Regions from separate parts of the Homo sapiens genome. Here regions 2 and 3 are each linked to region 1. The links are chromatin loops, found by intact Hi-C in ENCODE. Cell type or tissue: dorsolateral prefrontal cortex. All regions are shown on one strand. Each heading gives the region's core, and the rest is flanking DNA. Links, peaks and the distances in the headings are about the cores only. Region 1 overlaps EHMT1 (euchromatic histone lysine methyltransferase 1). Region 2 overlaps DPH7 (diphthamide biosynthesis 7). Region 3 holds the start of EHMT1 (euchromatic histone lysine methyltransferase 1).

Region 1 (10,637 bases), core at 1,428-9,427:
GCTCAAACCCGGGAGGCAGAGGTTGCAGTGAGCCAAGATCACACCATTGCACTCCAGCCTGGGCGACAAGAGCAAAACTGCACGTCAAAATAAAATAAAATAAAATAAAAATTAGCCAGGTGTGGTGGCACATGCCTGCAATCCCAGCTACTCAGGAAGCTGAGGCAGGAGAATCACTAGAGCCTGGGGGACAGAGGTTGCAGTGAGCTGAGATCGCATCATTGCACTCCAGCCTAGGTGACAGAGTGAGACTCTGTCTCAAAAAAAAACAAGAGAAAAAAAAAAAAGAAATGTGAAAAGGACATGAGATTTAGGAGGGATCAGGGGCAAAATGATATGGTTTGCTCTGTGTCCCCACCCAAATCTCATGTTTAACTGTAATCCTCAATGTTGGGGGAGGGACCTGGTAGGAGCTGACTGGATCATGGGGGCGGACGTTCCCCTTGCTGTTCTCATGATAATGAGTGAGTTCTCATGAGACCTGGTTGTTGGAAAGTGTGCAGCACTTTCCCCTTCATGCTTTCTCTCTCCTGCCAGCCATGTGAAAATATGCCTGCTTCTCCTAGGCCTTCCGCCATGATTTTAAGTTGCTTGAGGCTTCCCCAGAAGCAGAAACCTATACAGCCTGCCCACAGAACCATGAACCGATTAAACCTCTTTTCCTTATAAATTACCCAGCCTCAGGTATGTCTTTATAGCAGTGTGAGAACGAGCCAATACACCCAGAAACCTGGCATTTTTTATAGTAAAACAAGAGCTACAATTTGTAAAGCCAGAATTGATCACAGGAACAGTTCCTTCACTGACCTATCCAGATTCTCATCAATGTCACAGCCTATAATAAAACCTCAATTAGAACAGTACCTAAGCATCAAGGGCTGAATGCTATGGTAGGGAGGGTGGGGTGGCATGGCAGGGGTGCAAAATCTACCCAATCCATGATCAAAATGGGTCACAACAGCAACAAATCAAACCTTTTGAGAAAGGAGAACAGCGGACTAATGAGGCCCACCTCAGCACACATTTGACGTGCTTGAGCTGGACTCCACCATCCTTCTAGAAAACAACATTGTCTTCTTCCGAATGCCCACTTTAATATATTGTCTAAGGCACTGATGTGGCTGGAGAAAAAAGGATTATTTCCCACTTCGTGAAGTTTTTTCCTTAAATGTTAATTGGTGGGTTCAGATAGACACAAAAACTTAAGGGGAAAAAAGTTCCCCAGATAGTGAAGTAGAACTCAGACCCCATGCTGCACGTGGAGGCCAAGTACACAAGCAGCTCCCGGGGAGGTGGGCACTACAGGCTGTCATGACATGAGACACCCAGTTACATTCACAGCTCAGAAAATATCCAAAAGGGATAGAGGGATAGGAGAAATACTCACATGTCAAGTCCATAAAATAAATGTATTTTATAGGTAAATACTGGTGTGTAGCTATATTCATGCCAGTGACCTCACAAATTCTCTTTAGCAACACAGGACAGAAGACAGTAACCTCTTTATTCCACATGATGATATACATTTACGTAACTGAAATGTTCTTCATGATTAAAATAAAAAGCTTCAAGTTTTTACAACACTACCACTTTATTTGTATGTCTCTTCCTCTAAATGTAATCATAAAATAAGCATGCAATAATCACAACTTAACATAATCTGTAGGAAAAACAAAGGCAGCATATACATATTTGCTTGTTCATTCATTTTTAGAAACAGGGTCTTGTTCTGTCACCCAGGCTGGAGTGCAGTGGTGCAACCACAGCTCACTGCAACCTCCAACTCCTGGGCTCAAGAGATCCTCCCACTTAGGCCTTCCATAGGTGGGACTACAGGCATGTACCACTGTGCCAGGCCAACATCTTTTTCTCTTTTTTTTTTTTTTTGAGACAGAGTCTTGCTCTGTCACCCAGGCTGGAATGCAGTGGCGCAATCTCGACTCACTATAACCTCCGCCTCCTGGGCTCAAGCGATTCTCTTGCCTCAGCCTCCCAAGTAGCTGGGATTATAGGCGCATGGCAATTAGAGCCTGGCTAATTTTTGTATTTTTAGTAGAGACGGGGTTTCATCACATTAGCCAGACTGGTCTCAAACTCCTGACCTCGAGTGATCTGCCCACTTCGGCCTCCCAAAGTGCTGGGATTACAGGTGTGAGCCACCATGCCTGGCCCAACATTTTTAACTGAATTAATTTCCTTCTTGTGGCTGACAGGACAACATTATTTTTCATCTACAAATAGACACCTCTCCATTGTCATTTAATACGAAATGACCATGCATCCAATATAATGTGTCATAACAGTTAACCTTAACTTTACTACATTAGATGTTAGATGCTTTTTTAAAAGACAATTTCTATTATACCTACAGTATAAATTATTAAACTTTTGTGAAGAGCTCAGCATCACCTTTCCAGAGAAGACGGCAGCGCGCCTTCAGGGTTCAAATGCCTGCTCCTGTGGAGCCTCCTCAGCCGCACCTGCACCAGCAGCCCACCTAAGAGATGAGGCACCATCCCCCACAGGCGAAGAATAGGGCACACCCTGCACCCTGCAGGTGAGGTTCCCAGTGCGTGGCCTCCTGCCCCATCAATTTCTACCAAACTACTGACTTTTTTTTTTTTAAATAAACAATGTATAGTGGGGGAAAGATCATAGAAACTGAGACACTGCCCTTTATAAGATTCCTAAAATTCAAAGACAAATAAGGACTAGACATATTTTGGATAATCTCTGTTAAAATTATTCAAAGACAAGCCCATAAAAATATTTAAATAATTTTATAAATTTAAATTTTAAAGAGATAGGAAAAAGAACCAATGGAACTGTGTTGACTGCGACACTGGCCACTGGTATGTCATGAAGAAAAGACTCAATGGTTTCATGGCTGCTGGTAAACCTAGGCCCTGCCTGACCCTGAAACAGACTGAGGGTGCACCTAAGGTTCCAGGCTGGCAGGAAGGACCCCTGCCCATCTGCATCTGGGCCCTGGGGATAGCCAGCCACCTCCCTGCCCACTCTACCTTTGAACAACCTGGCAACCTGCTCACTAGCTTTAAAAATCCTTTCAGCGATACCTGGTGTTAGGCAGCTTCAATGGTCTTCCAGAGACTTTCTCACCCACTAAAGAGATGACACCTGATCCTTCATGTTTATCAAAGACAGAGCAAACAATGGCATTTTACAATCCGCCCAGTCAATACCACCATGAGGTGAAGATTAATAAGGTAGTTTACCATGTCTACAATAATACATCTACATCACAGTTACCTCAGAAGTGATCATTTCTTTTCCTAGTCAAAGTGTGGAGTTTCCACGGCAATCCCTGCTTTTCTACAACATGCTGGATAAGACAAAATGCGTCCACGTTTTGTCAACAAACCAGTAATAATGATCCTCCTCAGCGCTTGTGACAGTGGCCTCCGTTTCCACACTGTGTCTCTGCATGCTACCAGGAGGCTGGAGTGAAAGCCAGGGAGTGAGGCCTCCGCGAGCCACGCCGCCCTCACACGCTGCCCTCACGACAGTGGGGATTGAGGCCTCCGCGAGCCACACCGCCCTCACACGCTGCCCTCACAACAGTGGGGAGTGAGGCCTCCGCGAGCCACGCCGCCCTCACACGCTGCCCTCACAACAGTGCCATCCTCCCTTTGGACCAGAATATGCAATCACATTTTACTCAAAAAGTCAAACTACAAAAAAGGAGCTGTATGGATAGAATCATCTGAACGGAAAACTTAACGGGGAGAAAATATAATCATCTTATCTCAGGGTTCTTTTGCTCATTTTTCCAGAAAGCTTTGTTCTTTTCTTAGACTAAACAAATTACTGAAGACTTCTTGTAATTTGGCTTTATTTTACAAGGATGCAAGAATAAAAACTACTTTGGAAATGAATATTCTATCAACATATTCACTCTAACTTACCAAATATAATGTAAATGATCCAAAGGAAAAATTTCTAATCTCAACAGTAAGATTTTAACCACAAAAAGTGTCCTTCTACATGAGGCTAAAAGAAAAATCTTTAAAGTTACCAGAAATTTAAAACCGCTTCAAAAAAATCTTCAAACAGTATGCTAGGTAAACTGTATGACCCTGTGTGCAGTGAGCACAAGGCCAGGCCGGCCGATCCCAGTGGGCAGAGCAGGATCTCCCTCAGGGCAAATGAGCTCCAGGAGTGCCTGCCCTGGAACCAGAGACCCCCACAGAAACATGGAGGTCAAGTGCTAAAACAATCAGGCACATGGATCTCAAACTCTGCACTGGTTGTTTGTTTGTTTTGAAACAGACAAACTCTGTCATCCAGGCTGGCGTGCAGTGGCACCATCTCGGCTCACTACAACCTCTGCCTCCCAGGTTCACATGATTCTCCTGCCTCAGCCTCCCAAGTAGCTGGGATTACAAGTGCATGCCAACATGCCCAGCTAATTTTTGCACTTTTAGTAGAGACAGGGTTTTACCACATTGGCCGGGCTGGTCTCTAACTCCTGACCTCAAGCGATCCGCCCGCCTCAGCCTCCCAGAGTGCTGGGATCACAGGTGTGAGTCCCCACACCCAGTCTCTGCACTGTTTTCACAGGGCCAGCTCTGTGGTCTGCTCTGGGGTCCTGTGCCTCTGGGTCAGAAGTACCAGAAGGCACAACTACAAGTGAGAAGCACACAAGCTCAGGAGGAAAGGAAGGAAGACGCAGGCATGCTCCCCTGGAACTGATCTGGTATTCTTCCCAGCATGGCCTCTACACACTTCCACCTTGCCATTTGTGTTTTGGGAGGGGTGTGTCAACTTTCACATATTACCTACCCGAGCTTTGAAGATACCCCCATGACGGCAAGACATGAAGAAAATGGAAGGAAAAACCCTTGTGCGGTCTCTTTAAACTTATCTTCGTGATTCTACAGTTGAACTTGATGTTTGCCTTTCACAACCTGGGGGAGACTATTAGAAGGAAGGTCCTTCTCCCCCTCAAGAAAATACATTGGTCCACTGGACTATCCTACACGCTATCAACATTTAAAAACGTCATTTCACAACAACCAACACAAAAGACTGCCTTCTCTACCTAACAGTGGAGATTTTTCTTTATTCTAGTCAAAATAAGAAAAATGTCACATTCCAATCTGCCATTTGCTCCCTTCTGCTTTAGGAAAGCCCAGGATCTGGAAGAGAGACTTGTCTTCTCCTTGGGAACTGTAACAGCAGCAAGAAGGAACTTTAAATGCCAAACGGCTTCTCCAAGATGGGAAGCAACTTCGGTCCAGGAAACTCGTGAGATGAAGAGCACTCTCTACCCGCCCCCTAATTTTAAACCATTTTCCACATACCAATTTCACCAGCTAATTATCGAAAGGGGTGGAGAGAAAAAGAATGAATCCTTTCAATATCTGAGAGATTTTCTTTTCCCTCTTTTGTCTTTTTGTTTTTTCCCTTGGCAGAAAAAGGAGAGTTGGTTCCTAAATTTGGAAAAAAACAATTAATATCCAAAGTAGCCCCAGAAATTACATTTAAGGGATTTTAAAATATCAGGACAGATTCCCTTTCCATCTGCTGCTTAACCCTTGATTGAGCCTCTCTGCAAAGAAAGACAATCAAAGGTGGCCCCGTCCCTACTACTGCCTTTGTCCAGTTCTTTCGGCTATGGCATTTGTCCAAAGATGGCAAAACCAGTGCAAATATCTGCCAGTCCCTCATGTGCCTCCAGCAGTACTCTGAGACTCCACCATCGAGAGGTGGGTCGGTATCCCCCTCCTTTGCCTGGGTGGACCTGAAGTATGTGGCTGAAGTGGCAGCCCATGACACAGACGGCGGCCTCAACCCAGCTCTGCCTTGCTAGCTTGCTCTGTGCTGCCTAGCCACTGTGTGTGAGGGGCCCACGCCACCCGGGAGGCCACACATGGGTGCCCTAGCCAAGAACCCACTAACTAGCACTGGCCACCAGATGTGGAAGGACGCAGCCCACACTAACACCACCCCCATGTTCGAGTCTTCCAGCTGAGACTCATTGACCAAAATAAAGTCATCTCCTCTGTGCCGTCTGAATTCCTGTCCCCTCAAAGGGATAACAAATGATGATTGTTGTTTCAGCCACCGAGTTTCAGGGCAGTGCAGTCCCTGGCGGGAGACAAGGAAAGCAATGCTCTTTGTCCTGACCTTCTTCCCCTCGCCAGCAGGGGTCAGAGCAAACCCCAGCTCCAGGGCTCCGTCCATGCTCCCAGCACAGGCCCGACACACAGATCTCACAGCAATCCAAGCTCTGGGGCTCACCTGCCACCAAGGCCTAGGCTCAACGGCTGTAGTCTGTACCCTCAGGGAACTGGACCAACAGAGAAGATCAGCAAACCAGGAACGTGAGCAGTCTAAGTGCTCCTTACAGAAGAAACACGTGCCGAGGGGAGGCACACAGGGCCGGGCGGCCGGTAATCCAGGTGCCCAGGGTGTGAGCACCTGCCTGCAAAAACCCCAAAAACTCCAAATTCCCATCAGCCAAAACCTGTCTGTTTAGAGTCTTTCAGGTCCAAAACCAAAAAGTAGCCATGACCAGAACGGGTGCCTTGACATAACTGGTGAGTGTGAGGTCAGAGGGTATGTGCTCTAAGGGCAGTCAAGCTGGAAACGGCTACTTGCCGTTCTTACCGCCACTAATATGCTGATGCTCTAGTTTATCTACCATCTCCTTCAAGACCGAGAGTACAATTCTGACAATCTGGTTTACCTGCAACATCAAATTCCTGGGCCTGCCGAGCTGATGGCCTGCCTTCCAGGAGATTCGCCGGGTCAAGGGCACCCCGAGGCCTCGCGCCTGATCACCTGCTCGCCAGCCTCCTGCTAACAGCTCCTGCCTGTGTGCTAGGCGCGTCTCCACCATGGTTGGGCTGCTGACTGGCACATGGCTCAGAGCACAGCCCTGTGGAGACTTACAGCCTCTACCCGCCCAAGTGAAACTGGAAAACATCTACTCCTTCCCTGAGTTTAATATGGAGCAAATTAAGATGAAAATTCATGGAACCTATCAGAAACCACAAGGTTGCTGACCAACAAGACTGCCGACCAACGAGACTGCCTCACAGGCAGGAAGAAGGGCACGGAGCCGGCCTCAGCTGTGCGCCTCCTCCAGTCCCAGCGTCCTGCGCCACCGCATGGTGGGTATCGGCCAGTGTCCTGTGCCACTGTGTGGGGGGTATCGGCCAGAGTCCAGCACCATCGCCTGGTGGGTATCGGCCAGCGTCCTGCGCCACTGTGTGGGGGGTATCGGTTAGCGTCCTGCGCCACTGTGTGGGGGTATCGGCCAGCGTCCTGCGCCACTGTGTGGGGGTATCGGCCAGCGTCCTGTGCCACTGTGTGGGGGGTATCGGCCAGCGTCCAGCACCATTGCCTGGTGGGTATCGGCCAGCGTCCTGCGCCCCTGTGTGGGGGTATCGGCCAGCGTCCTGCGCCACTGTGTGGGGGTATCGGCCAGCGTCCTGAGCCACTGTGTGGGGGGTATCGGCCAGCGTCCTGAGCCACTGTGTGGGGGGTATCGGCCAGCGTCCAGCACCATCGCCTGGTGGGTATTGGCCAGCGTCCTGCGCCACTGTGTGGGGGGTATCGGCCAGCGTCCTGCGCCACTGTGTGGGGGGTATCGGCCAGCGTCCTGAGCCACTGTGTGGGGGGTATCGGCCAGCGTCCTGAGCCACTGTGTGGGGGGTATCGGCCAGCGTCCTGAGCCACTGTGTGGGGGGTATCGGCCAGCGTCCTGAGCCACTGTGTGGGGGGTATCGGCCAGCGTCCTGCGCCACTGTGTGGGGGGTATCGGCCAGCGTCCTGCGCCACTGTGTGGGGGGTATCGGCCAGCGTCCTGAGCCACTGTGTGGGGGGTATCGGCCAGCGTCCTGAGCCACTGTGTGGGGGGTATCGGCCAGCGTCCTGCGCCACTGTGTGGGGGGTATCGGCCAGCGTCCTGAGCCACTGTGTGGGGGGTATCGGCCAGCGTCCTGTGCCACTGTGTGGGGGGTATCGGCCAGCGTCCTGCACCACTGCGTGGTGGGTAAGTGACAGGCAAAGCTTGATAGACTGGCTAGATTCGAATCCCAGCTCTGTCATTAATGAGATGCGTAACCTTGGTTTCTTAACCTCTCTGTGCCCGTTTCCTCTGCAGTAAAATGGGAACAACTAACTACAAAACCAGTTCAGCAGGCTATGCGGGGGCTGCAGGACTCAGGACTGTGGGTGATGCCTAAGTTCTGAATTGATTATCAGCTCTAATATTATTCAATATATTTAATAAATATAAAATTAAAGTGTTTAGTATCTGCCACATGGAAGACATCAGTCACTGCTTGTTAGATACCCGCTAACTTGAACTGTTCAAAAACAAGTCCAGTCCCCTTAGCCCGGCCTCACTGTGCGTCTCCAACTCCACGCTGTGGCTCCGGCCCTCAGCCCATCTCCCCTACGAGTTTAACAATTAACCTGCTCTTTCCATCCACCCACTACACTTTTCCTTTCTAAAAAGTCTTATTATTGCCATGCTGAAAACCTCTGCTGTGCCCATTCGCCAAAGGGTCCAAAGCCCCCAGGTGAGGCAGGCAGAGGTGCCGTCCAGCCGATTCCAAGGACAACCCTTGTGGCCACATCCACCCCGGACTCTCAGGCTTCTGATTGTCCCTTTTTTCCAAAAGACACCCTACCACTGCCCGCACGTGTTCACCCCTCCTCAGCCGGCTCTGAAGTCAGCTCCTGCCCAGGTCTCTTCCTTGGTGCTCCCACACCCAGCAGCAACAGACACTGCGCACTGGAGCATGATGGCTTCACCAGGGCTGGAGCAGGCGCCTGAGCATTGTTCACTGCCGTCCGACACACACACACCATGCAACGTGCTTCTGACCAGCGCGCAGATCATCTAGCTCCTCCCACACATGGAAGATATCAACGTCTAAAAGAGAGTTTTCTCACTTTTTATGGTTTTAAAAACTCCTTTCTAAGTAAAAAGAAAAAGTTGATGGAAAAACACCATCTGAGGCCGGGCTCGGTGGCTCACGTCTGTAATACCAGCACTTTGGGAGGCTGAGGTGGGTGGATCACCTGAGGTCAGGAGTTCGAGATCGGGCCTGGCCAACACAGCGAAACCCCGTTTCCACTAAAAATACAAACACTAGCCCGGCGCGGTGGTGCACGCCTGCAATCCCAGCTACTTGGGAGGCTGAGGCAGGAGAATTGCTTGAACCCAGGAGGCGGAGGTTGCAGTGAGCTAAGATCACACCACTGCACTCCAGCCTGGACAACAGAGTGAGGCTCTGTCTCAAAAAAAAAAAAAAAGAAAGAAAGAAAGAAAGAAAAGAAAAAAAAGAAAAACACCATCTAGTGACGACATGCCATGTGAAAGATCCACAGGTGCACGTAAACGTTCTTCATCAGCGCTGAAGGAGCCCCTTCCCCAGTGGTGTTCTGGAACCTTGCCTGATACTGGCTGGTGTTGTGTATGATTCTCATCCTATACCATTTCCAAATTCTTACACACATCACCCTTCTCATTAGTTCTGCCTGTTTTGCACTTCAATACAATCAGGAATATCCTGTGAATTTTTAGTAAACTGCACTTCATTTATATTTCAGGGAAAGAGAACACTCTCAAAAGGTCCTCTATTAAAAGAGGAAGGAAATGAGAGAACCAGGGCCAGGAAACACAGGGCCCAGTCCCTGCCCAGGGGAGACAGGGCGCTTCGCATGTGGGCGGGAGCCAAGAGCCAGGCAAGTGTACCAAGCACAAGAGGCCACTTCACACCCAGGAGAGACTGTCATCAAAGAGATGGACCCTTACAAGTGCTGGCAAGGACGTGGAGAAGCTGGAACCCTTGCGTGCTGCTAGTGAGAATGCAAAATGGTGCGGTTGCTATGGGAAACAGTATGGCGGTTCCTCAACACATCAAAAATAGAATTACCATATGACCTAGCAATTGAAAGCAGGGTCTCAAAGAGATATTTACACACCATGTTCACAACAGCATTGCTTGCAATAGCCAAGGGGTGGAAGCAACCCAAGTGTCCATCAACGGACATCCACTAATGGACAAACAAAATGTAGTCCATTCATACAACAGAACATTACGGCTGGGCGCGGTGGCTCAAGCCTGTAATCTCAGCACTTTGGGAGGCTGAGGCGGGCAGATCACTTGAGCTCAGGAATTCGAGACCAGACTAGGCAACACAGAGAAACTCTGTCTCTACAAAAAAAAAATTTTAAGAAAAAAAAATATATTTTATATATATATATATAATTACATATATACTATTCAGCCTTAAAAAGGAAGGAAATTCAGACACATCCTATAACACAGATGAACCTTAAGGACATTATGCTATGAGAAATGAGCCAAGCACAAAAGATAAATACTGTATGGTCCACTTGTGTAAGGTCCCTAGATAGTCCAAGTCTTAGAGACAGGAAATAGAAAGGTGGGTGCCAAGAGCTGAGGGGAGGGAGGAATGGAGACTTGGCATTTAATGGAGACAGAGTTTCAGCTTGAAATGATGAAAAAGTTCTGGAGCTGGATGGTGGTAACAGCAGCACAATGTGAATATACTTAACAATACTGAGCTTTATACTTAAAAATGGTTAAGATGGTGAATTTTATGTTATGTATATGTTGTCATAATTTTAA
Region 2 (10,637 bases), core at 1,141-9,140, 140 kb after region 1:
GCCCCCGCGTTCCCTGGGTCACCAGCCCTCCCGTTCCCTGGGTGGGTCTGTGTGCTGGACACTGGTTCAGAAGCCGCCTCTGCTTGCAGACACACCATGGGTGTGTGCAGCATCCAGAGCAGCCCTCATCGGGAGCACATCCTGGCCACGGGAAGGTGAGTCCCCAGGAGGCTCTCGGGCCCTTCTCGTCTCTTTCGCTGTCCCCGGGGGGCTCCTGGGCCCTTCTTCCCTCTTTCGCTGCCTTTCCTCCTGGCACCATTGCAGCATTTCGTCTGCCAGTGCTTCGCCGGAGTGTAGGTATATGGGTTTGGTAAAGGGGACTTTGTCCTCGAGGGATGCATGGGACAGGTCTCTGGGAGACGTTCTGTGCCCCCCAGGGGCCTTGTGGAACAGGTGAGCCTGGGCTTTCCTTATATGCCTCCTGTGGTTGGTCGGTTTCAGCTATGATGAACACATCCTACTGTGGGACACACGAAACATGAAGCAGCCGTTGGCAGATACGCCTGTGCAGGGTGGGGTATGGAGAATCAAGTGGCACCCTTTCCACCACCACCTGCTCCTGGCCGCCTGCATGCACAGTGGCTTTAAGATCCTCAACTGCCAAAAGGCAATGGGTGAGTGGGGACCCGTGGCTGCTGGGCCTCAGGGCAGGGCACCAGTTCCCTGCCCCCTCGCTCTGCTGGGCTCTTCCCTCAGCTCCCTGCTCCCTTGCTCTGCTGGGCTCTTCCCTCAGCTTTTACACACTCCCAGCGTCGCGCCCTAGACTTGGTCGTGATCCATAACTGTCCCAGCTCCAGAATCTCTGCTCTCTAACCACAGTTTTCCCTGGTTTCCCAGCTCCGTCATTCCGGTGCCTCCTGCATTTCGGCAGACCTCTGACCCCACTGGGACCTCTAGTCTGGAGGCTTGGCCACCCATCACTCCCATAACCATCCTTGTCTGTGCTCTCCCATGCTCTTCCTGCCTGTGGTCAGCTGGGACTCTGTGGTCTGCTGCCCCCTGTGAGCTCACACTCCATTCCCTTCATCCCTTTCTCACACTCTGGGCAGAACCCAGTGTTGTTTTGTTGGGAACAAGCACCTCTGATTCTGGTTGAGCCGGAGAACGTGGCTGGAATCAGCTGTCCACGTTGTGTTCTAGTAGGTCCCTGGGATTCCTGGTGATCTGTAACATTTCTCTAGGCAGTAATCCCCCACTGTCAGAACTGGTTCACATTTTCTTCTCTCTGCTCAAACCTCCAGGACCTCCTCTTCCCTCCTGACTTGCAGCTCATGATCTCTCCTCTTTCGCCTCTTCTCTCTCCCCTCACTCCAAAAATAAGCAATCACAAAACCACCTCATCTTCCCACCATTAAGCCCACCAGCCTCTCGGGCCACCCACATGCTCTCTGCCCTCTGCAGCGGTGGGTGACCCACACCTGTTCCCAAGGCCAGTTTCTTCTCTGCACTGGATTGTACTCAAGGACTTGATTGACTCGATTTCCGCATGGTATTCCTCTTTTTTTTTTTTTTTTTTGAGACGGAGTCTTGCTCTGTCACCCAGGCTGGAGTGCAGTGGTGCGATCTCGGCTCACCACAGCCTTCGCCTCCTGGGTTCTAGCGATTCTCCTGCCTCAGCCTCCCAAGTAGCTGGGATTACAGGCACCCACCACCATGCCTGGCTGATTTTTATAGTTTTAGAAGAGATGGGGGGTTCACCATGTTGGTCAGGCTGGTCTGGAACTCCTGACCTCGTGATCCGCCTGCCTTGGCCTCCCGAAGTGTTAGGATTACAGGCGTGAGCCACCGTGCCTGGCCTGTATTCCTCTGTGTTTTGCATCTTTAGTTTCTCCATCTCTTCTGTATTGTTTCTGTTAGTTCTGTGAATGTGCTTTGTATTTCTCATCGTTTTTTGTTTTGTTTTGAGATGGTGTCTTGCTCTGTCACCCAGGCTGGAGTGTGGTGGTGCAATTGTAGCTCACTGCAGCCTCAACCTCCTGGGGCTCAAACCATCCTCCCATCTCAGCCTCCTGAGTAGCTGGGACCCCCATGCCAAGCCATAATATTTCTTGTATTAAAACAATTTGAGATCTTTTTTTTTTGAGATGGAGTCTTGCTCTGTCACCCAGAATGGTGTACAGTGGTGTGATCTCGTCTCACTGCAACCTCTGCTTCCTGGCTTCAAGCAATTCTCCTGCCTCAGCCTCCAGAGTAGCTGGGATCACAGGCTTGTGCCACCACGCCTGGCTAATTTTTGTATTTTTAGTAGAGACGGGGTTTCACCACGTTGGCCAGGCTGGTCTTGAACTCCTGACCTCAGGTGATCCGCCCACCTTGGCCTCCCAAAGTACAGGCATGAGCCACCGTGCCCAGCCCCTGGGCTCAAACCATCCTTCCACCTCAGCCTCCCGAGTAGCTGGGACCACCATGCCCAGCCATAATATTTCTCATCTTAAAACAATTTGAGGTCTTTTTTCTTTATTAATGGTGATACATTTTCCTCTGAGCACTGCTTTTGCTGCAACCCATACATTTTGGTATGTTGTATTTTTATTTTCATTCATCTCAAGGTACTTTCTAATTTCCCATGTGGTTTTTTTCTTCGACCATTGGTTATTTATGAGTGTGTTGTTTAATGTACATGTTTTTAAGTGCCCACATTTCTTTCTGTTACCGATTTCTAATGTTATTCCATTGTGCATTCCTGTTGAATTTACTGAGATTAGTTTTGTGGCCTAGAGTGTGGTCTCTGCTGGGGAGTGCCCCTGTGCACTTGCGGACGTGTGTTCTGCTGCTGTTGGCTGGAGTGCCCTGTAGGTGCCTGTGAGGTCTCGGCTTTATAATGTTCAGATCTTCTGGTTCCTTACTGAATCTCCTGTCTGGGCAATATTGAAAGTGGTCTGTTGGCTGGGCACGGTGGCTCACGCCTGTAATCCCAGTACTTTGGGAGGCTGAGGTGGGCAGATCACAAGGTCAGGAGATCGAGACCATCCTGGCTAACATGGTGAAACCCCGTCTCTACTAAAAATACAAAAAATTAGCCAGGCGCTGTGGTGGGTGCCTGCAGTCCCAGCTACTTGGGAGGCTGAGGCAGGAGAATGGCGTGAACCCAGGAGGCGGAGCTTGCAGTGAGCCGAGATCGCGCCACTGCACTCCAGCCTGGGAGACACAGCGAGACTCCATCTCAAAAAAATAAAAGAAAGTGGGCTATTGCTACCTCCAACTCTAACTGTAGAATTATGTATTTCCAGCCTCGTTTCCATCAGTTTTTACTTCACGTATTTTGGGGATCTCTTTTATATATGTTTATAATTCTGGTATCTTCCAGATGTGCTGACCCTTTTATCAATATAAAGTGTCTGTCTTTAAATCTAGTAACATTTTTTGTTTTAAAGTCAGTTTTGTCTGGCATTGGTAAAGTCACTTCAGTGTGGCGTGATGCATCGTTTTCATTCTCTTTCAGTTCACACCTGAGTCTGAGGCGAGTCTTTGGTATGGGGTCATGCTTTTTTTTTTTTTTTTTTTTGAGATGGAGTCTCGCTCTGTCACCCAGGCTGGAATGCAGTGGCGCTATCTTGGCTCACTGCAACCTCCACCTTCCGGGTTCACGCCGCCATTCTCCTGCCTCAGCCTCCCGAGTAGCTGGGAATACAGGCACCTGCCACCACGCCTGGCTAATTTTTGTATTTTTATTGGAGACGAGGTTTCACCATGTTGGCCGGGGTCGTGCATTTTTGCCAGGAAACCTGTGAAAGTGGCGCTGTGCCCTCCTTAGTTCCTCACATCAAGGGCCTATGATGCCACATTGTTCCATTTTTGTGAAATTTGGTCACTTTGTTAAGGTGGTGTTTGCCCCAATCCCTTCACTGAAGAGATACTATTTTCCTCTTTGGGATTAATCAGTAATCTGTGGTGAGAATCTTTGAACCTGTGTCAATAACTCCCTTTTCAGACTTTTACCCAATTCAGAGACAATTGGTGCTTGAATAAATTATGGTAATGGCAAAATGGTGATTTTCTTTTTTTCTTTTTTTTTTTTTTTTTTTTGAGATGGGGTCTTGCTCTGTTGCCCTGGCTGGAGTGCAGTGGCACGATCTCGGCCCACTGCAACCTCCACCTCCCGGGTTCAAGCGATTCTCCTGCCTCAGCCTCCTGAGTAGCTGGGACTACAGGTGCCCACCACCACGCCCGGCAAATTTTTTTTTTTTTTTTTGAGACAGAGTCTCACTGTGTCACCCAGGCTGGAGTGCAGTGGTGGGATCTTGGCTCACTGCAAGCTCCGCCTCCCGGGTTCACGCCATTCTCCTGCCTCAGCCTCCTGAGCAGCTGGGACTACAGGCGCCCACCACCACACCTGGCTAATTTTTTTTGTATTTTTAGTAGAGACGGGGTTTCACCGTGTTAGCCAGGATGGTCTTGATCTCCTGACCTCGTGATCCGCCCGCCTCGGCCTCCCAAAGTGCTGGGATTACAGGCGTGAGCCACCCTGCCTGGCCAATTTTTTGTATTTTTATTAGAGACAGGGTTTCGCCGTGTTAGCCAGGATGGTCTTGATCTCCTGACTTTGTGATCTGCCTGCCTCGGCCTCCCAAAGTGCTGGGATTACAGGTATGAGCCACCACGCCTGGCCATCTCTTCCCATTCTTAATGGCATTTTTTCCTACTCAGAACACAGCATTAACATATTATTTTTCTGTCCTTGCCCCACCTGTTTTTTCCTAAGTCTCAGCTCGCAATTGACTATTTGTTGTGCTCCCATCCATCCTGGTGACAGCTGTTCCCAGCCACCGCCTGTTTGGATAGAGCTTGCCTCCTGAGAGACGCTTAGGAGAGGCCCTCGGTGGTGTTTCCTAGACTTCTGAATACTTGATACTTTTCTCTGTAGCCTTGATAATTGAAGGAGAACTTGCCCATTAATCCCTTGACTTGCATTTCCTTTGCTTGAGTTTCTTAAACACACTCCAGCATTGTCTGTTGGGCACACACTGGGTCTCCTGCCTTTTAACTGCTTTTGTAAAAATTGTGATAAAATTTATGTAACATAAAATGCATGATTTTAGCCACTTTAAGTGTGCAATTTAGTGCAGGGACCAGCCCCACAGGGTCAGTGGGCTTCTCCCTGTGTGCGGCGACGAGAGAGTGTAGAAATAAAGACACAAGACAGAGATAAAAGAAAAGACAGCTGGGCCCGGGGGACCACTACCACCAATGTGCAGAGACCGGTAGTGGCCCCGAATGTTTGGCTGCACTGTTATTTATTGGATACAAAGCAAAAGGGGCAGGGTAAAGAGTGTGAGTCATCTCCAATGATAGGTAAGGTCACGTGGGTCACGTGTCCACTGGACAGGGGGCCCTTCCCTGCTTGGCAGCCGAGGCAGAGAGGGAGAGGAGAGAGAGAGAAAGACAGCTTACGCTATTATTTCTGCATACCAGAGACTTTTAGTACTTTCACTAATTGACTACTGCTATCTAGAAGGCAGAGCCAGGTGTACAGGATGGAACATGAAGGCGGACAAGGAGCGTGACCACTGAAGCACAGCATCACGGGGAGACGGTTAGGCCTCCGGATAACTGCGGGCAGGTCTGACTGATGTCAGGCCCTCCACAAGAGGTGGAGGAGCAGAGTTTTCTCTAAACTCCCCCGGGGAAAGGGAGACTCCCTTTCCAGGTCTGCTAAGTAGCGGGTGTTTTTCCTTCACATTTTTCGCTACCGCTAGACCATGGTCCGCCTGGCAACGGGCGTCTTCCCAGATGCTGGCGTCACCGCTAGACCAAGGAGCCCTCTGGTGGCCCTGTCCAGGCATAACAGAAGGCTCGCACTCTTGTCTTCTGGTCACACCTCACTATGTCCCCTCAGCTCCTATCTCTGTATGGCCTGGTTTTTCCTAGGTTATGATTGTAGAGCGAGGATTATTATAATATTGGGATAAAGAGTAATTACTACCAACTAATGATTAATGATATTCATATATAATCATTATCTAAGATCTATATCTGGTATAACTATTCTTGTTTTATATTTTATTTTACTGGAACAGCTCATGTCCTCGGTCTCTTGCCTCGGTGCCTGGGTGGCTTGCCGCCCACAATTTAGTGGTATTAAAGACATTCAAGGCCGGGCGCAGTGTCTCACGCCTGTAATCCCAGCACTTTGGGAGGCTGAGGCGGGCGGATCACCTGAGGTCGGGCGCCTGTAGTCCCAGCTACTTGGGAGGCTGAGTCAGGAGAATCGGTTGAACCTGGGAGGCGGAGGTTGCAGTGAGCCGAGATCACGCCACTGCGCTCCAGCCTGGCGACAGTGACACTCCGTCTCAAAAAAAATAAAAAATAAAAGAAGACATTCAAAATACTGTGCAATCATCACTGCTACTTATTTTCAAAACTTTTCTATCACCCCAAACATCCCTCCCCCAGCCTCTATAACCTCCGTTTACTCTGTCTATGGGGATTTGCCTTTTCTAGATATTTCATGGAAGTAGAATCGTGTGTCTTTTTATATCCGGCTTCTTTACATAGCTTAACGTTTTCAAGGTTCACCCCTGTTGGAGCATGTGTCAGAATTCTCTTTTTAAGAAGGTAATGATGGACCACATTCTGTCTGTTCATCCTCTGATGGACATTTGGGTTGTTTTCACCTTTTGGCTATGGTGAGTTTTTAGTTTTTTTTTTAAAGAGAGGGTCTTGTGTCCTGTCACCCAGGTGGGAGCGCAGTGGTGGAGTCAGAGCTCACTGCAGCCCGGACCACCTGGACACAAGCAGTCCTCCTGCCTCAACTCAGTCCTCAGTGTCGGGATTACAGGCTTGAGCCACTGCATCCAGCCTTCAGTTCTTAAAGTTGAAGAGGTGAACTAAGACAGGTCTGAGAGTTCAACATTCCAGGCCAGTTTTGTCAGGTACTCTGTATAGGCCTTTTTTTCTTTTTCTTTCTTTTTTGAGACGGAGTCTTGCTCTGTCTCCCAGGCTGGAATACAATGGCACAATCTCAGCTCACTGCAACTCCCACCTTCCGGGTTCAAGCAACTCTCCTGCTGCAGCCTCCGGAGTAGCTGGGATTACAGGTGTGTGCCACCACGCCTGGCTAATTTTTGTATTTTTTAGTAGAGACGAGGTTTTACCATGTTGGTCAGGCTGGTCTTGAACTCCTGACCTCAGGTGATCAACCCGCCTCGGCCTCCCAAAGTGTTAGGATTACAGGCGTGAGCCGCTGTGCTCGGCTGGCCTTTTTCATAACTTTATTTATGTATTTTTTTGAGACAGAGTCTTGCTCTGTCGCCCAGGCTGGAGTGCAGTGGGGTGATCTCAGCTTACTGCAACCTCCACCTCACAGGTTCAGGGGATTCTCCTGCCTCAGGCTCCTGTGTAGCTGGGACTACAGGCATGCGCCATCATGCCTGGCTAATTTTTGTGCTTTTAGTAGAGATGGGGTTTCACCATGTTTCCCAGGCTGCTCTCAAACTCCTGCCCTCATGTGATCCACCTGCCTCGGCCTCCCAAAGTGCTGGAATTACAGGCGTGAGCCACTGCACCCAGCCTGTATCTTTAATTTAAACAATTTTTTTTTTTTGAGACAGAGTCTTGCTCTTTCACCCAGGCTGGAGTGCAGTGGCACGATCTTGGCTCATGCAACCTCCACCTCCCACGTTCAAGCAATTATGCTGCCTCAGCCTCCCGAGTAGCTGGTACTACAGGTGCATGCCACCACACCCAGCTAGTTTTTGTATTTTTAATAGACACGGGGTTTCACCATGTTGACCAGGATGGTCTCGATCTCTTGACCTTGTGATCCACCCGCCTTGGCTTCCCAAAGTGCTGGGATTACAGGTGTGAGCCACCGCGCCCGGCCTAATTTTAAAACAATTTGTATTGTCTGGGTGCGGTGGCTGACACTCGCAGTCACAGCACTCTGGGAAGGGTGGGCGGATTGCTTGAGCCGGGAGTTCAAGACTAGCCTGGACAACATAGTGAGACTCCGTGGCCACAAAAAATAGAAAAAACTAGGGGGCATGATGGTCGCAGCTACTCAGGAGGTGAGGCAGGAAGACAGAGCCCAGGTCAGTGCACTCCAGCCTATGCGACAGAGTGAGGTCCTGTCTTGAAAATAAAAAGAGGGAGGAAACGTTGGCCTGTGGCTAATCAGAAAGGGCCTCCCATTCTTGGGGTCGCAACAGTGTCTTCCGTCCACTCATTCGCTGTCTTTTTCCCAGGCTGTGGCTCTCTGAGGGCTTAGACTCTGCCTTATTACCTTTTCCTAAGCTGTAGAAGAGGTCCTGCTGGCCCGAGTGGACGTGTTGAGCGATTGCTGGATGAAAGACTAGCGGAGGTCCTGCCTGCCCTGTGACGCTACCTCCCAAGGGACAGTAACGGCCTCCCCAGGGGCTTCCTCCCGAGGGTCGCCCCACACATGCTGCTCGAGGGCCCCTGTGGCTGTCTCTGAACATTCAGCATCTCACTCCTCCTCGGAGCCACCTCTGCCCAGTTGAAGCCCTGGGCCCAGGGTTGGGCCTCCCCGGCCCAGGCCCATACAACCTCGGCACGTTTTGTAATCCAGTGCGGTCCTGTTCTGCCCTCAGCCCTTCTTCCATCAGCACTCATTCTGGTTCTGATTCCGGTCACTGCTGGCATCAATCCCTGTACTTCAGAGGTAGCGATGGCAGCCCTTTCAGAGCCCAAGTGGCCACCCAGCCTTGCAGCCCCTGGCTCACCTTCCACTTGCTCTCTGCAACTGCCCCTGCCAGCCCTGGCCTTGCCTCCTGGACTCCAGATCGCCTCGGGTTTGGCCACGCCTCGTCATTCCCTCTGTTGCTGTGTGCTCTGGGAGGCAGTTGTGGCCTCTTTCCAGTTGCCGTAGCAACTTCTATAAAGAAACTGCTCACTTAACCTTGTCAGTGGCTCCTTTCCAAGCCAGAATCCAGACTCTGAAACAGGGCGTGCCGGACCCTGCATGCTTGGGACGCTCCAGCCCACTGTCACTCACTGACAGTGCCATGGCTGCCTGTTTGTGGTTCCCCGTGCGAGCCTTGGACTTTCTCACCTCTGCTGTACACATGCTGCCTGTTCCTCAGACATCCCCTTCCTTCCCAGCTGGCTAAAACTCCTTTGTTCTTTGGTTTTAAGTGTTAACTGAGGTCTTTCCCCCTCTCTGGCTTTTGCCGTATTCTTCACCATCAAGTGAGGTTCTGTAGCCCCGCTTGATGCTTCTCTTGGAGGCACACAGGCGTGTGCACTGCAAGATGACGGTCTGTTTCTTCTCCAACATATGCCCAGGTCTTGCTGGTTCCTTTGCATGACACAACGGCTCCTCAGGAAACACTTGCTGACCTGTGAGGGGCTGTTCTTGGAGTCTCCCTGTCAGGTGTGACAGGTTGGGGAGAGGCTCTGGGTGATGTTGTGTTTCCTGGGTTCTCCCATCTCTCACTCCAGAGGAGAGGCAGGAGGCGACGGTCCTGACATCTCACACATTGCCCGACTCGCTGGTGTATGGAGCCGACTGGTCCTGGCTGCTCTTCCGTTCTCTGCAGCGGGCCCCCTCGTGGTCCTTTCCTAGCAACCTAGGAACCAAGACGGCAGACCTGAAGGGTGCAAGCGAGTTGCCAACACCCTGTCATGAATGCAGAGAGGATAACGATGGGGAGGGCCATGCCAGACCCCAGAGTGGAATGAAGCCACTCACAGAGGGCATGAGGAAGAATGGCACCTGGCTGCAGGCTACAGCAGCCACCACACGTGACTGTGGCGTGAACCCAGAAGAAGCAGACTCAGCCTTCAGCCTCCTGGCCACCTGCTCCTTCTATGACCATGCGCTCCACCTCTGGGAGTGGGAGGGGAACTGAGCTTGAAATCATGAAGCCCCTTCCCACAAGGAAACCAGGAGGGAGACTGCGAGTGAGTGCCCGGGACCACCTCATCAGAGATGCTTACTGCAGCCCTGCAGGTGCCTGTGCACTGATGGAATCCACAGTGTAGTCAGAAAAGCTGTTGACTTCTCTTAAATCAGCTTCCCTGCTGGGCCCCTGAAAGTGGACTGGGTGATTCTGTCTGGCAGAGAGTGGGGAAAAGACGCGGTTTCCAGCTTGCAGATTTGTTAAGTTTCTCAGGCAGATTTTGACTTTCAGCCTTTCATACTTGTTTAAGCAACTATTTGTATTAAATGAAGTTTTTTGAAAAACACGAGTTTATAACATGTTTAAAATGAACATTTTATGCCTCATCATGGCACCAGAAATGCTTGTATAGATTGAGCACAGCCAGTCCAAAAATCCAAAATCCCAAAACTTTTGGAAAATCCCGCAGCTGAACTCATGTGACGGGTTGCATATATTATTAAAACTACTGAGCACAGTCACAGTGGCCTGTAATCCCAGCACTTTGGAAGGGGCTGAGGCAGGAGGATTGCTTGAGGCCTGGAGTTCAAGACCAGCCTGGGCAACATAGCAAAACCCAGTCTCTATAAAAAGTAAAACAAAAATTAGCCAGGTGTGGTGCATGTGCCTATGGTCCCAGCCACTTGGGAGGCTGAGGCAGGAGGATTGTTGAGCCCAGGAGGTCGAGGCTGCAATGAGCCAGGGGCAACAGAGCAAGACTCTTATCTCTAAAAATTAAATAATAAAAAATTGTATAAACAATAATTGAGGACAACCAGTTACAGATTCATTCCTTCT
Region 3 (10,637 bases), core at 2,483-10,482, 77 kb after region 1:
CTGGAATCCAAGCACTTTGGGAGGCTGAGGCGGGTGGATCACCTGAGGTCAGGAATTTTAGACCAGCCCAGCCAATATGGCGAAACCCCATCTCTACCGAAAATACAAAAATTAGCGGGGCGGGGTGGCAGGAGCCTGTAATCCCAGCTACTTGGGAGGCTGAGACAAGAGAATCACTTGAACCCAGGAGGTGGAGGTTGCGGTGAACCCAATCGCGTCACTGCACTCCAGCCTGGGTGAAAAGAGCAAAACTCCATCTCAAAAAAAAAAAAAAGAAGAATGAAACTGGGCCAGGCTCGGTGGATCATGCCTTTAATCCCAGAACTTCAGGAGGCCGAGTTCAAGACCAGCCTGGGCAACATGGCAAGGCCCTGTCTCTACAAAAACAGAAAAATCACTGCCGGGAACAGTGGCTCACGCCTGTAATCCCAACACTTTGGGAGGCTGAGGCGGATGGATCATTTGAGGTCAGGAGTTCGAGACCAGCCTGGCCAACATGGTAAAACCCCATCCCAACTAAAAATACAAAAATCAGCTGGAGTCCAGGCATGGTGGCTCAAACCTGTAATCCCAGCACTTTGGGAGGCTGAGGAAGGTGGATCACTTACTTGAGGTCAGGAGTTCGAGACCTGCCTGGCCGATATGGCGAAACCCTGTCTCTACTAAAATTACAAAAATTAGCCAGGCGTGGTGGTGCCCACCTGTAATCACAGCTACTCGGGAGGCTGAGGCAGGAGAATTGCCTGAACCGGGCAGGTTGCAGAAAGACAAGATCACACACCACTGCATGCCAGCCTGGGCAACTGGATGCCAGACTGGGTGAAACCATGTCTCAAAAAAAAAAAAAAAAAAGAGGCCGGGCATAGTGCCTAATGCCTGGCCTGTAATCCTAGCACTTTGAAAGGCTGAGGTGGGCAGATCACAAGGTCAGGAGTTCAAGACCAGCCTAGCCAATATGGTGAAACCCCGTCTCTACTAAAAATACAAAAAAATTATCTGGGCGTGATGGTACACACCTGTTAATGCCACCTACTCAGGAGGCTGAGCCAGGAGAACCACTTGAGCCCAGGAGACGGAGGTTGCAGTAAGCCGAGATGGCGCCACTGTACTCCAGCCTGGGCAACAGGGTAAGACTCCATCTCAAAAAAAAAAAAAAAAAGAAAGAAAGAAAAATCAACCGGGTATGGCGGCACACACCTGCCGTCCCAGGTACTACTCAGGGCACTGAGGCAGGAAGATTACTTCAGCCCGGGAGGTCAAGGCTGCAGAGAACTATCATTGAACCACTCCTCCAGACTGTCTCAAAAAGAAAAAAGACCAAACCAGACTTCTCAAGAGCAACAATGAAAACTGAAAGATATTGGAGCTATGACTTCAAAATGACTTTCCAACCTACCAGCCAAACTTACTAAGCGCACGGGCAGAATAAAGACATTTGCGGCCGGGTGCGGAGGCTCACTCCTGTAGTCCCAGCACTTTAGGAGGCCGAAGTGGGCAGGTCACCTGAGGTTGGGAGTTCAGGAGCAGCCTCGCCAAGAAGTTGAAACCCCGTCTCTACCAAAAATACAAAAATTAGCCAGGCACAGGCGTGGTAGCAAGCACCTGTAATCCCAGCTACTTGGGAGGCTGAGGCAGGAGAATCGCTTGAACCCAGGAGGCGGAGGCTGCAGTTAGCAGAGATAGTGCCACTGCACTCCAGCCTGGGCGACGGAGCGGACCTCCATCTCAAAAAAAAAAAAGAGTAAATACATTTTCAGACACGCAAACCCCAAAAGTTCACCGCTTACCACACCTTCCTGGCTAGCTAACGGAGAGTGTGTTCCATCACCAGGAGGGAATAAACAGTGAGCAGCATCAGACACAGGGAAAGGTGAGGAGACTCCTTTGGATGATGCTGTGTACCAGGCAGAGGGAACATGCATTCTTTTTTTTCTTTTTTTTTTTTTTGAGACGGAGTCTTGCTCTGTCGCCCAGGCTGGAGTGCAGTGGCATGATCTTGGCTCACTACAAGCTCCACCTCCCGGGTTCACGCCCTTCTCCTGCCTCAGCCTCCCGAGTAGCTGGGACTACAGGCGGCCGCCACCACACCCGGCTAATTTTCTTGTATTTTTAGCAGAGACAGGGTTTCACTGTGTGTTAGCCAGGATGGTCTCGATCTCCTGACCTCGTGATCCACCCACCTCAGCCTCCCAAAGTGCTGGGATTACAGGTGTGAGACACCGCGCCTGGCTGTATTTTTTTTTTTTTTTTTTTGAGACAGGATTTTGCTCTGTCACCCAGGCTGCAGGGCAGTGGCACAATCACAGCTCACTGCAGCCTTGGCCTCCTGGGATCAAGCGATCCTCCCACCTCAGCCCCTCAAGTAGCTGGGACTACAGGCACATACCACCACCACACCCAGCTAACTTTTTTACTTCTAGTAGAGACAAGGTCTCACTCTGTTGCCCAGGCTAGTCTCAAACTCCTGGGCTCAGGGGATCCTCTCATCTCGGCCTCCCAGGCATGAGCTGCTGGCCCTGGCCAAGAACATACATTCTGATTGGGGCAGGATGAACATAAGAGAACAAAAATCTTCTCTAATCTAAATCTTACACTAATTCACCATTAATGGAAGTCCATAGTCGACCCCTAAAGTTGGTGAATAAAGACATGACAATACAAACATATATTTAGAAACATGAAGTAAATGCTCAAGAGATGCAAGTGGGCTGCTTCTTCTCTAGAAAGACAGAAGATGATCGGCCGGGGGCGGTGGCTCACGCCTGTAATCCTAGCACTTTAGGAGGCCAAGGCAGATAGATCACTTGAGGTCAGGAGTTCGAGACAAGCCTGGCCAACATGGTGAAACCCCCATCTCTACTGAAAACACAAAAATTAGCCAGGTGTGGTGGCAGGCGCCTGTAATCCCAGCTACCAGGAAAGCTGAGGCACAAGAATCACTTGAATCCGGGAGGCGGAGGCTGCAGTGAGCCAAGATCGGGCCACTGCACTCCAGCCTGGGCAATAGATCAAGACTCATTCTCAAAAAGAAAAAAAAGGGGGGAGGGGGGAGGGATAGCATTAGGAGATATACCTAATGCTAAATGACGAGTTAATGGGTGCAGCACACCAACATGGCACATGTATACATATGTAACAAACCTGCACGTTGTGCACATGTACCCTAAAACTTAAAGTATAATAATAATAAAAGAAAAAAATAAAAAGAAAAAAAAAAGAAAGACAGGAGATGAGAACAGCTTTTTTTTTTAAGGGTTTTAGCACTGATTTTTTAAATTATGCGCACGTGCCTGCATTATTTTAAAAAAGAAAAAATAAAGAAGCGATACATAGTAGCCACCCTGCTACTTGCCTGAGAAAGCCTTCCTGCTGGAAGGTGACGTTTTGCTGAGACAAAAGCCTTGAGTCAAAGGAACCCTAGGATCTGATCCTCAGTGACCCTGGACATATTTAAACCCTAAGATGCCCCATTTACTAACTAATCCACAAATGGGGAATGGAGGATATATTCAACTACCTCAGTAGTTTTTTTTCTTTTTTTTTTCCTGAGACAGTCTCTCACTCCGTTGCCCAGGCTGCAATTACAGGCACACACCACTATGCCCAGATAATTTTTGTATTTTCAGTAGAGACAGGGTTTCAACCATGTTGGCCAGACTGGTCTCGAACTCCTGACCTCAAGTGATCCGCCCACCTCGGCTTCCTAAACTGCTAGGATTACAGGCATGAGCCACCACGGCTGGCCAGTTCTTTTTGGTAGGAAAATGTATTGACTATCTTTGTAAATCAAGGAAAAGAAATGAAGTTAGATAAGTTTCCAGTGTCAGCTTTATTACTTTAATCATTTGGCAATTAATGAACCCTGACCCAGGAATCATTTCCCAGGTTTAGTGACAACAGTGATCACATGCCTACCTACTGTCCAGAAGGCCAGAGTTGCTGCGCTACACACAGGGGCTCCCTCACCTTCTCATACACCTTGATGATAAACCCTTAGAATTATCAATCTAAAAACAGAGCTTTTATTAACCTAAAATGACCATCACAGATATAACACATTTAGCAAGCATCAGCTCTATGGCCAAACCACCTGCAACTCCATCTTCTTGGCCACAAGCTCTTCAATCTTGGGCCTCACTGCGCCTGTCTTCTCATTTATAAACGGGGAGGTAACAGTACCTACCTCTTAAGGTTGCTGCTAGGCTCAAATTATTGAATTCATGCAAGGCACTGGCACTATGGCAGGGTTGGACACAAGTCAGGGCTCAGTCAACACAGGCTGTCATTCTCATCAGGTGTGTAAAGCCCTATTCAAGGCTGCCTATGGAACCAGAGACATCTGGAGCCATTTGCTCATCGGTCATGTATTAAACACCTACTACGTGCCCAACACTGTACTAGTGCTGGTCCTACAACCGACTGGCCAAGTTATCTAACCCTTCCTCCTCAGCTAAACAGGAAACAACAGGACGGGCACAATGGCTCATGTCTGTAATCCTAGCACTTAGGGAGGCGGAGGCAGGCAGATCGCTGGAGTCCAAAAGTTCAAGACCAGCCTGGGCAACATGGTGAAACCCCGGTCTCTACCAAAAAAATACAAAAAAATTGGCCAGGTGTGGCAGCACCCGAGGTGGGAGACTCCTTTGAGCCTGGGTGGTCGAAGCTGCAGTGAGCAGTGATCATGCCTCTGCATTCCAGCCTGAGTGACAAAGGGAGATCCTGTCTCAAAAAATAATAATAATAAATAATAATTTAAAAAAGGAAATAACAGCACCTGCTGCACAGGGTGAAGAAAACCGAGGGAGGCGCCTGATCTAAAGGTCTTGCACAGTGTGTGGGATCCAGTGGGTACTTCATAAATGATAGAATTCATCACTACACGTCTTCTCCCCTACAAGCCTAGAAGTGACTTGAAATTTTCTAATTTCGCTTTTTGTTCTCAGTGACTAATATTAATTCCTTGAATGCTGCAGATACTCAGCAAAAACTCCTTGCATTGAATTTAAGAATTCCCCTGCACCTTCCCAGTTTACTTATTTCAACACCCCCCAAAAATGCAGGAAAAAAATAAACAAAAAGGCCATACATTACCTGAGTTAAAATACAGTGTTAAGTCTATGCACCAGGATACTGTACGGCTTCTTACTACACCTTAACTTTCTAAGCTTTAGAAGTCTCAACTGTTACTAGACAGTTAATTTCAAAGAAATACTTCTACGCTGACAGTTTTCTCCAAACCGGTCCCTTATCTCAGCCCTAGGACCACACTATTTCTGCATCTCCACGGACACACCACCTCCTGCTTGCTTTTCCTTCAGAGGGACGCCAGTGGTCCACTCGCAAGACTTTAATCTCTACGCTGCTTCCTTTCCTAAGCAAGGAAACAAACTATCCTTGAGAATGAGCACGGGGAAGGCCGAGACCATTAACAAAAGAATGTGAACTTTTTACATCGAGAGCCCTTTAAAGCTGCTGGTTTGGAAATAAACTTGAGTCCGCAAGCTTCCCACCGAGCGTGCTTTCCTGCTTCTGACAGCCAGCAGGGCTGGAGCAGCATTGTCTGGGGAGAAACACGCCGGGACTGGCCAACTTTTCGTTAAAGATGGTGCCATCCTACTCAGAACAAAGTGAAAGGTCAACGAAGCGAAGGAAGAGCTCCGAGAGGAGGGACAGCCTCGCCTCGGCCGGCGCTCCAAAGTTGGCCGGCCCCGCTACTTTTCCTTTTGTCCTCCGCACCTCCCCGGCACCCTGGCCGAGGCCCTCCCCGCAGATCCGGCTTGCGGGCGGCGGCGGCGGCACGGGGTCCGTGGGGGGCGCGGGCACAGGTACGCGGTCGCCTCCCTCACCTGCGCCCCCGCCCGCTCCCCCAGCCGCCGCCCGGCCCGCGCCGCGCACAAAGCGCGCCCGGCGGGAGCGCGGGCCGGACGCCCGGCGGCCTCGGCCCGGCCTCGGCCTGAGGCGGCGGCAGCGGCGGCGGCGGCGGCGGGGGGACCCGGGGCCCCGCCCGCCCGCCGGCCGCCTGCCGCCGCCCCGCCCGGTTCTTCGCCCCCGCGCCGCCTCCGCCGCTGCCCGCCGCCCCCGCGCCGCCCCCCGCCGGCCCCGCTGCTCACCTCGGCATCGGCGGCGGCCATGGCCCGGGCCCGCAGCGTGGCCCCGCCCCTCCCGCGCGCCATCGCCCCGCCCGCGCCTCGCGGCCCAGAGTCGGGGCGGGGCCGATCGCCTACGTCTGCGCCTGCGCCTGCGCCCGCGCCTGCGCGTTGGAGCTCGACCGGTGCGGCGCCTGCGCACTGGAACCAGGCGTGCGGCGCCCCAGGCGCCGGGCCTGCGGCGGCCGGAACCGGAACGCGCGCCCGCGGGGTAGGAGACCTGGAGCTGGAGAACCCGCCCGCCAGAGTCGTAGTAGTGGATGGGGAGTAGCCGTCCCATTTTCAACACATGTCTCATTCTAAATTGACGTTTTGGTGGGCTGGCCGAAGAAGGAGAAAGACCCGCGGCTCCGACCTCTGACCTCTAACCCCGGACGCACTTTGATTTCGCCGGCTTGCGCGGAAGGCTGACTCCCTGGGCCGCGGCCTGGCGCGGGAGCCGCCTGTGGGGTGTCCCCGGCGCGGGAGGGTGCTCTGGTTCAGGCAGGTTCCCGTTGCGGCGGGGTTCCCTCGGTTGGGAGGAATGCCCCTGCCGAGGGTATGCTCCGGCTGGAGGGGGTGTCCCTAACGGCGGGAATACCTGGACTGGCTGGGGTGTCCCACTGGGGAGGGTTTCCCGGTGGGGAGGTGTCTGGCGGGGGAGCGGCTCCGGCTAAGCATGGGTGTTCTGCTAGGAGGATGTGTCTGGCTGGGGGCGGTGTCCCAATCGGGAGGGTTGCCCTGATGGGGGAGGTTCTACAGTTGTGGAGATGCCAACCTGGGGGGCGCTCCGGTTGGGGGGTGTGCCCTCTCTGGTTACCCCGCTCTCGCTGCCACTCATAGGCCCGCTGCCCAGGTATGCACAAGTCAAGGCCTTTTCTGCAGACCAAGTAGCCTTCCCTGGAGAGCGCCCCCAGCACCACGGAAACTACCTACATGCCCCGCGGTGGTCAGCCCGCCTTATCCCAGCCCCGAGACCCAAAACAAGAAGCATGGACTGAATTTGAGGTTTCTGGATGGTCGTGTGAACCGAGGGGACGGGTACTGGACTGACAAGAAATGAGCCTTGAAGGTCAATCTGGGTGACACCCGAGTCTCCTGGTGAGTCGGACTCCGGAGAATTATCTCAAGTCCAGCATAGACAGCGCACATAGACAGAAAAGGAAACGGACAATCCCAAGTGCCAAGGGAACCTTCCCAGGTTTCTTTAGGGCAGCTAAACTGCTCTGTCAAAGCCTAAGTCCATTTATGACAGGCCGAGCACCCTGAGCCCTCGCAGGAGACACGAGCGCCTTCATGGCCCTCCTGCCCCGCACCCACCTCTCCGCCACCCCTGCTGTCTGTCCCTTCCCTGAAACCTTTATTTCGAGTGTCTTTGTGGCTTCCCTCTTTACCATCCTTGAGTTGAAATATCACCTCTTAAGGGAAGCCTTCCCTCTCCTCCCTAGTTAAAATGATACTGCCCCCCCATACCTGTCTTCGTTGACTTACTTGGCTCCATCACAGTGTGTGTCATGTGACTCTCCCACATCCTGATTTGGAATATTGTCTCCCTACTAGAATGTAAGTCCATGGTGCCTAGAACAATACCTGGTGTACAGGAGACAAAATATTTGTTGACTGGGCCGGGTGCGGTGGCTCACGCCTGTAATCCCAGCACTTTGGGAGGCCGAGGTGGGCAGATCATGAGGTCAGGAGATGGAGACCAGCCTGGCTAACATGGTGAAACCCCATCTCTACTAAAAATACAAAAAATAGCCGGGAGTGGTGCTGGGCGCCTGTAGTCCCAGCTACTCGGGAGGCTGAGGCAGGAGAATGGCATGAACCCGGGAGGCAGAGCTTGCAATGAGCTGAGATTGTGCCACTGCACTCCAGCCTGGGCAACAGAGCAAGACTCTGTCTCAACAACAACAACAAAAAAATTGTTGACTGAATAAAGGGAGTTAGAATGTGAAGAAAAATCCTTCACCAAGCAAACATCCACCCTAAGTGAAGGTGTGGGAAGCAGCTGCAGGCAGCTTTTTCACTCCATTTTTCCATCAGCTGCTACCCTTGTGTGCCCCTCAGCACTTATGTCAAGATGCTGCTCTCAGCACGTGACATGCTAACACTGCAGACTTCAGGTCAGTCCTGAGAGGCAGGCACTGTTCTTACCCACATTTTATAAGTGACTGAACTGAAGCAAGGGAGTGGTGAGAGGCAGTGATGGGATTCAGCCCAGGAGGCCTTCCTTTCAACCATATACTGCACTGCTTCCAGGAGGCGCTTCACAGATGACCCCACCTGTGGTACACTTTCTGCTGTTCTCCAATATTCATGCTGCCTGTCCCACAATTAGTAAAATTTTAGCCAAGTACAGGACTGCCTGGCTAAAGACCACATTTCCAACAGGAAGGGGACAGGTCAGAGACAAAAAGTGACAATCCATTTCCCAGTCTGTCCCTCAAAAGTCCCACCATTAGGCTGGGCAGTGGTGAAAGCTGTCAACAGCCATCTGGGAGCCAGGGATGGGAACCACTATGTAGGAATGACAACTCTGCCACAAGGCCAGGATCTGCCCCCTCTGGACTGTTCAAGAAATAAACTGTCATGCTATGAGGGTGGGGGGCTGTACCCTACAGTCCCACGAGTTTTTTGTGGGGTTTTGTTTTTTTATTTTTTGAGGCAGTCTTGCTCTGTCACCCAGGCCGGAGTACAGTGGCACAATCTCAGATCACTGTAACCTCTGCCACCTGGGTTCAAGCGATTCTCCTGCCTCAGCCTCCTGAGTAATTGGGATTACAAGCATGTGCCATGATGCCCAGCTATTTTTTTTTTTTTTTTTTTTTTGTACAGATGGAGTTTCACTATGTTGCCCAGGCTGATCTGGAACTCCTGACCTCAAGCAATCCACCTGCCTCAGCCTCCCAAAGTACTGGGATTACAGGAGGGAGCCACCGTGCCCGGCCTGGTCCTGTGCATTTTATAGATAAGGTAACTGACAAACCTAGCCACAGTCACCCCTTCGCCCTAAAGGAGAACTGGAATTTGAACCCAGAGCCTTCTTCACCACCATCTCCGTTGTTTCTGGAAGCACCCTCCAGGCAGGCCAGCCAGCATCACGGGGCCTCCCCTGGGGCTGGAACGTCTGCAGGATGCCCCTTTGAGAAATGCTGTTCCACAGAACCCTGCCTTTCAGGCCTTGGAGACGTGGGCAGGGGAGAAGCAGCGTCCCTCAGAGCCAGGCCTGGCAGTGGTGCTAGCAGGGGCCAAGGCCCAGGGAGCAGGGTCTCCTGTCGGAGGGACCTGGGCAAGCCCCTCCACGCGCCAGCGGGTTTCTCAGCAGGGGAGGTCCACACCACACCGCTTGGGAACCTGGGTGCCTAAACGCAACAGGAGCCAAGGCACAAATTTAACCAAACACCAAGGTTGCGTGAGGCCCCATTTCATGAGCCGGGCTCCAAGGACGTGTCCTTAGGCGGCTCTGGAAGGCCCAGCGCCAGCCCCCGTCCTCTGTTAAAGGGAGCCAGCCCCGCGGCTCCGCCCAGGCATGGTAGCCTGAGCGCGCCCCCAGGGTAGTAGGGGGCACCTGAGGAGCAGGGTCTGCCCTGGCATGAGCAGAGCCCAGGATGGGGTCAGGGTCAGGCCCTGCCAGAGGCTGGAGGGTGCCCAAGGCGAGGCCGGTGAGGCCCAGCTCTACAAATAAAGTGTTTTATTTACAGGAGTTGTCTCTCCAGGTCCCAGCTCCCTGCCACCCCCACCCCAGCCCCAGGGAGAAGAGGGCGGATGCCAGAGGAGCTGGCAGAGGCTGGGCAGGTCCTGAGTGGGCCAGGCTAGGCCAAGAGAGAAGGCACGAGGCCCTGGGCGCCCCAGTCCCAGGGCAGAGGCCAGGCCTGCCTGGAGAAGGCAGCACGGGGTCAGCTCTCAGGGGTCAGGCTGGGTTCCACGCCGCCGCAGCTCTGCTCATAAGACGGTGGGGCCTCTGCGGGAAGAAAGCAGGGTCTGCGTGGGGCTCTTGGCGTCCCCTCCCTGCCAAGCCCTGGCTGTCGACTCACCATAGGGGTAGCCCCAAGAACTGTACTCTGGAGGAAGAATCAAGGTGCTGGTAGTGGGCACTGGCCCCCCGGAGCCCTCTGCAAAGTAGGGGACAGTGGCACCTGTTGAAATGCACAAGGGAGGGTGCAGCGGGTGTGAGGCAGGGCTGCCATCCTGAGGGCAGGGCTCCGGCGCACCAGGCACAGAACTCAAGGTGGCCAGCAGGGGCTGCCGCTGCGAATGGCTCTTGGTGGAGAGGAAGACGGGGTCCAAGAAGTGGGGGCCGCCAGCCGCAGCCTCAGCCTCAGCCTCCTCCTGGGGTGGTGCGGAAGGCACCACCAGGGGTGGGGCCCCAGGAGGCAGCCCCAGGCCTGGCCGGGGGCTCACTGGGGCATGGTTCACAGCAATATTGCCAATGAAGACCGGGAGGGTCACAGTAGCTTCCGGCGCCTTCAGAGAGACCTGGACAGGATTGAGGTGGGGCATGAGGGGCCAGGG

The links. A loop is a pair of places that touch in the nucleus more often than their neighbours do. Peaks named below come from ENCODE experiments on the same cell type or tissue, not always from the same donor. Only the 100,000 strongest peaks of a DNase experiment are listed, where the experiment ranks them.
Region 2: it touches region 1 in a loop (2.2-fold over the local background); 2 of 110 quality-filtered maps call a loop at or near these places.
Region 3: a loop joins it to region 1, with 6 times the contacts of the local background. A loop is called at or near these places in 3 of 110 quality-filtered maps.

The regions. Positions count from the first base shown.
Region 1 is chr9:137,690,925-137,701,561 of GRCh38, reverse strand. The region is part of intron 1 of EHMT1 (euchromatic histone lysine methyltransferase 1); the gene reads right to left. Among named protein-coding and RNA genes, the nearest start is that of EHMT1, 77 kb to the right of the region's middle. RefSeq lists an enhancer at 5,345-6,029. In dorsolateral prefrontal cortex, for the core only: CTCF peaks have their summits at 5,955 and 6,157 (motif pointing right); DNase peaks (open chromatin) are centred at 5,851 and 6,161; H3K27ac peaks cover 2,432 bases.
Region 2 is chr9:137,554,411-137,565,047 of GRCh38, reverse strand. DPH7 (diphthamide biosynthesis 7) reads left to right here. Exons shown (of 9, transcript NM_138778.5): 7 at 90-155; 8 at 442-614; 9 at 9,400-10,604. The coding sequence ends at 9,809. Among named protein-coding and RNA genes, the nearest start is that of MRPL41, 7.8 kb to the right of the region's middle. In dorsolateral prefrontal cortex, for the core only: a CTCF peak has its summit at 5,708; no DNase peak of the experiment used is centred there; H3K27ac peaks cover 849 bases.
Region 3 is chr9:137,614,523-137,625,159 of GRCh38, reverse strand. ARRDC1 (arrestin domain containing 1) reads right to left here. Exons shown (of 8, transcript NM_152285.4): 7 at 10,160-10,601; 8 at 9,800-10,086. The coding sequence ends at 10,022. EHMT1 (euchromatic histone lysine methyltransferase 1) reads right to left here and starts at 6,155. Exons shown (of 27, transcript NM_024757.5): 1 at 6,111-6,155. The coding sequence starts at 6,131. It overlaps ARRDC1-AS1 (ARRDC1 antisense RNA 1), which reads left to right and starts at 6,265. Exons shown (of 3, transcript NR_122035.1): 1 at 6,265-6,629; 2 at 6,969-7,226; 3 at 8,961-9,828. RefSeq lists enhancers at 5,029-5,747, 6,413-6,462 and a silencer at 6,073-6,372. In dorsolateral prefrontal cortex, for the core only: no CTCF peak of the experiment used is centred there; DNase peaks (open chromatin) are centred at 5,546, 6,259 and 6,519; H3K4me3 peaks cover 3,432 bases; H3K27ac peaks cover 1,719 bases.